2 separate regions of the Homo sapiens genome follow, and region 1 is linked to region 2. A link is a loop called in an ENCODE intact Hi-C map of the cell type or tissue named here. Cell type or tissue: mesothelial cell of epicardium. All regions are shown on one strand. Region 1 overlaps TMEM69 (transmembrane protein 69). Region 2 overlaps P3R3URF-PIK3R3 (P3R3URF-PIK3R3 readthrough).

Region 1 (2,500 bases), 480 kb before region 2:
GCTTCATCCAGAAGTTTTCTCAAGCATCTTCAAAGGTTGGTTTGTTCAGCAGATATTTGAGCACTATTTGCCAAATATTGCTTGGGCTAGGTCAGTAGCAGTGAAAAAGACAAAAATCCTTACCCTTGTATATTCAGGTGATGGAGGGAAGAGTTAAGTAAAATACAAGTAAGTAAAATGTTTATTATATCAGGCTGGGTGCAGTGGCTCACGCCTGTAGTCCCAGCAATTTGGCAGGCCGAGGTGGGTGGGATCACTTGAGCTCAAGGAGTTCAAGACCAGTCTGGGCACATGGCAAAACCCCATCTCTACAAAAAATTAGCTGGGCATGGGGTCACACGCCTATAGCCCCAGCTACCTGGGAGGCTGAGAGAGGAGGATCGCTTGAGCCCAGGAGGTTGAGGCTGCAGTGAGCTGAGATCATGCCACTGCACTGCAGCCTGGGTGACACAGCAAGACGATGTTTAAAAAAAAAAAAAATTGGCTAGGTGCCGTGGCTTACGGCTGAAATCCCAGCACTTTGGGAGTTGAGGCAGGTGGATCACTTGAGGTCAGGAGTTCAGTACCTGCCTGGCCAACATGGTAAAACCCTTGTCTCCACGGAAAAATACAAAAATTAGCTCAGCATGGTGGTAGGCGCCCGTAGTCCCAGCTACCTGGGGGGCTGAGGCAGAAGAATCACTTGAACCCAGGAAGCAAAGGTTGCAGTGAGCCGAGATTGTGCCACTGCACTCTGGCTTGGGTGACAGAGGAATAATTCATCTCAAAAAGTAAAAATTAAAAAAAATAAGGCCAGGCACGGTCACTCACTCCTGTAATCCCAAAACTTTGGGATGCCAAGGCGGGCAGATCACGTGAGGTCAGGAGTTCGAGACCAGCCTGGACAACATGGTGAAACCCTGTCTCTACTAAAAATACAAAAATTAGCTGGGCATGGTGGCGGACGCCTGTAATCCCAGCTACTCAGGAGGCTGAGGCAGAGAATCGCTTGAACCTGGGAGGCAGAGGTTGCAGTGAGCAGAGATTGTACCACTGCACTCCAGCCTGGGTGATAGAGCAAAACTCGGTCTCAAAAAAATAAAAATAAAAATTAATACATCAACTGGTAAATGCTGTGGAGAACTATAAAGCAGGGAAGGGCAATAGGTAGTGTCAAGACGTAGGATTGGACTTACAAATGGCAGGGGATCGGAAGTAGGTAACTGAGGGAAGAGCAGTAAATATGGAAACAGGGAAATGGTTCCAAGATGGAACCATTCCTAGCATGTTTGAGTAATCACTGAGATTCTTCAATAACTTCAATTTTTTCTTTAATGCAACACTTTTTAGTTGAAGTCTGGTCACTAAAACACAGAATCAGCAGGAAAGGTTATTACTTTGCCCGTGTACAATGAAAGGCAGTGGGGATTTTAAGGCAAGGAAAAAAATACGGTCCTGGCTCTCAAGTCTACTGAGACAAAGACAAGTAAACACACAATTTTAATTCACTGTGAGAAGAATTATGATGGAAGTGTGCACAGGGTGCTTACTATAGGAGCATTAAATCAGACCGTAGAAGGGTAAAGGAAAGCTTTAAGTTGAATTTTGAATGTTGAGGTAAGTTTCCTAGATAGGAAAGTAGTAAGAGCTAGAATTCTAGGCAGAGCATACACAAAGGTGTGGAACTGTGAAAAGTATGTGGTGTTCATAAAACTAAGTTGGAAGGTAGATTTATTTTCTCCATATAAAAACAGCATTCCCACGGTAATTAGTGCTGCTGCTTTTGCTATTTATAAATAAAAGAGGCAGTTTAGAAGGCCAAATTCTGAAGATCTAGTCTTTACCTGCTCCTCTTTCAGATATTTTTCTCATGGAATAAGATTAAGTGGTAGGTTGAAATATATCACTAGTTTGTGTTCAGTGGTTTCTTTTGTACATTGTATAGCCATTTAATACTCTTACCAGCAATAATATCACTTCAGAGTTATTAGTTCATCCTTTCTGTATAGTTTGATGTGGTAATGGAAAGCAGATCTTTTTTGTTTGCTCCTTTCAAACAATCCCCATTATTTCATACTGGGATTGACTAAAATCTGATGATACATATATATATTTTTAATTTTGTCTTTTGGTTCTATTTTCTTTGTAGATACTGAAGTACTCTTTCCCAGTGGGACTAAGAACCAGCAGAACAGATATACTTTCTCTCAAGATGTCTCTCCAGCAAAACTTTTCCCCATGTCCAAGGCCTTGGCTTTCCTCATCATTTCCAGCGTATATGAGCAAGACACAGTGCTATCATACATCCCCCTGCAGCTTTAAAAAGCAGCAGAAGCAAGCACTTCTAGCCAGACCCTCAAGCACCATCACTTACCTAACTGACAGCCCAAAGCCAGCATTATGTGTAACTCTGGCAGGACTAATCCCCTTCGTTGCTCCACCACTGGTCATGCTGATGACAAAAACTTATATTCCCATATTAGCTTTTACTCAGATGGCTTATGGAGCCAGTTTCCTATCT
Region 2 (2,500 bases):
CCCTACCTCCCCTCAGTGTTCATGTGTGGACACCTTTGCCTATCCCCAGCAGGAAATCCTCTAGTTTAGACAGCCACCTGAATGTAAGGGCTTTATTAATTGATTTCTCAAGATGTCCATTTCAAGGATATTCTAATTTTGTCATCTGGAACTCAGTAATGCCACAATTCTGAATTTCTTAGTTTCTATAACCCAGATTTTACCATGCTGGAATTCTGTGATGCTAAGATTCCATAACTGTGAACTCCATGAATCTAGAATTTCATGATTTTTTAAAATTGTGTTTAATGAATTTTGTTGGTAATAGTAGTCAGCACTCTCTTGGCCTCAGTTTTGTGTTTGTTTTCTAGAAGTTGCAAGTCTCAGCTCCAGGCTCTCTTCTCTGGGCATGCCGGTGCAGAGGAAGGTCATTTCCACCTCTCCCGAGGCTCAGGGGTTGGGATAGTACCCAGGGAAGCCCAGTCCTAGGGCCCAACACTCAGTCTACTCCCTCTCTACTGAAAACTCTTACTTGGGCTTCAGTACCTGAGGGTAGCAGGAAAAGCAGTCTCCTTTGCAGTCCTTCCACCCAGCTTCCTGTCCTCCTTGCACTGCCCCATGGTCCAGGGAGAGAAAGTTTTGTGGGAGACTGCCCTGGCTGAATGGGTAGGTGTGGGAAGAAGGGTTAAGCACTGGGCAGAGAGCCAGTGGAGGAACCAGGGGACATTCCCTAGGGAGCCCTGCAGCCTTCCCCAGAGGTGAGGAAGGAACAGAGGCCGGAAGTGGGGGTGTGGGTGAGGGCACTGGTAAGGGTGGGGTGACCGGTATTGCATTGTGGGGTTGGAGCTGGGCTTCCGGCCATTGACCTATTAGTGACAAGCGACCTCCAGCCTGGCGCCCCAGGGGCTGTCTGTTCGTGCCCTTACCCACTGACTCTGTGTTCCTGTGCCTGAGTCAGACTCCCAGGAAAATCTCGGGGGCAGGAGTTGGGGTCTGGGGAACCTATTTCTCTAGAGCGGAGCCACAGAGGCGAAGAGAGGGGCCAGGACACTCCAAGGATCAGATCAGGGCTTGGGGCAGAACCAAGACTGAAGCTCCGGGCTCCTGCCTCTAGCCCAGAGCTGTTCTCTTCACGGTCCAAAGGGTCCCAGAATTATAAAGTAATACTCCCCCAACTAGCCAGGTGGTGAAACTCAGGGCTAGAGGAAGAGCCCGTGCTAGGCTGCCTCCCAGGAGCAGCCTGGACCTTCTTCCAGTCCTGCAGCACATGGCTGAAGCTGCCAAACCCGATTTTCCAGTGGCTGCCTGAGGCTGGCTGGAGCGGGAAGCCCTCCTCCTGGCATGAACCCTCAGGCCATCATCCTCCTCCCCCTCACCTCCCGATTCGGTGGCTTGGCCTGGCCTGCTCCTCCTGCACCTGTGCCAACTGTCCCAGTGTGCCACCACTTCCTTCTCCACCTGCCTGCCATCTCCCCTGGGCTGCTCCCCAGGCACTGTGAGGTGTGGTCCAGAGCTGTCCATTTCTGAGCCTCGGTTTTCTCATCTATAGATGAGGAATAGTGGCCTGCCTCCCAGGGATTGACTACAGGAAGATTTCAAAGAAAAGTGAGGTGGTAGGGGGCAAGCAGTAGCTCACGTCTGTAATCCCAACATTTTGGGAGGCTGAGGCGGGAGGATCACTTGAGCCCAAGAACTGGAGTGCAGTGGCATGATCTTGGCTGCAACCTCCACTTCCCAGGTTTAAGTAATTCTCGTGCCTCAGCCTCCTGAGTAGCTGGGAGAACCTGTTTCTACAAAAAAAATGTTTTAATTATCTAGGCGTGGTGGCCTGCACCTGTAGTACCAGCTACTTGTGGGACTGAGGTGGGAGGATAGATTGTGCCCAGGAGACTGAGGCTGCAGTGAGCTAAGGTCAGGTCACTGCACTCCAGTATGAGTGACAGAGAGAGACCCTGTCCCTAAAAACTAGGCAGGGGAAAGGGCTGAGCCAGGTGGCTCATGCCTGTAATCCCTGCACTTTGGAAGACTGAGGTAGATGGATCACTTTAGGCCAGGAGTTCAAGACCAGCCTAGCCCACATGGCAAAACCCCATCTCTACTAAAAATACAAAAATTAGCCAGGCATGGTGGCACATGCCTGTAGTCCCAGCTACTAGGGAGGCTGAGGCACGAGAATCACTTGACTCTGGGAGAAGACGGTTGCAGTGAGACAAGATTGCGCCACTGCACTCTATCCTGGGCAACAGAGCCAGGCGCTGTCTCAAAAAAAAAAGAAAAGAAAAAAGAAACAAACAAACAAAGAAAAAGGAGATATGAGTATCATGGGCCACCAATTAGTTGGATGGTGTGTTAGTGCCATGTTGGGAGCACAGCCTAGGGTGTGAGAAGGAAGCACTGCTCTGTGGAATTCTGGAGATATGGTTGTTAGGATGAAGGGTGCAAGGTAAGGGCTGTATTCCCTCTGATTTCCTCAGGTTATCTCACCTATGGGAGAAGGAAGAACAGAGAGAGGCAGAGAACA

What was found. Hi-C counts contacts between places; a loop is a spot of excess contacts. Peaks named below come from ENCODE experiments on the same cell type or tissue, not always from the same donor. Only the 100,000 strongest peaks of a DNase experiment are listed, where the experiment ranks them.
Region 1: a loop joins it to region 2, with 21 times the contacts of the local background. A loop is called at or near these places in 10 of 110 quality-filtered maps.

Annotation. Positions count from the first base shown.
Region 1 is chr1:45,691,076-45,693,575 of GRCh38, forward strand. It overlaps TMEM69 (transmembrane protein 69), which reads left to right. Exons shown (of 3, transcript NM_016486.4): 2 at 1-35; 3 at 2,129-2,500. Among named protein-coding and RNA genes, the nearest start is that of TMEM69, 4.1 kb to the left of the region's middle. In mesothelial cell of epicardium, no CTCF peak of the experiment used is centred here; no DNase peak of the experiment used is centred here.
Region 2 is chr1:46,170,752-46,173,251 of GRCh38, forward strand. All of the region lies in intron 1 of P3R3URF-PIK3R3 (P3R3URF-PIK3R3 readthrough), which reads right to left. It also overlaps a transcript of PIK3R3 not described here. Among named protein-coding and RNA genes, the nearest start is that of TSPAN1, 3.1 kb to the right of the region's middle. In mesothelial cell of epicardium, no CTCF peak of the experiment used is centred here; a DNase peak (open chromatin) is centred at 1,280.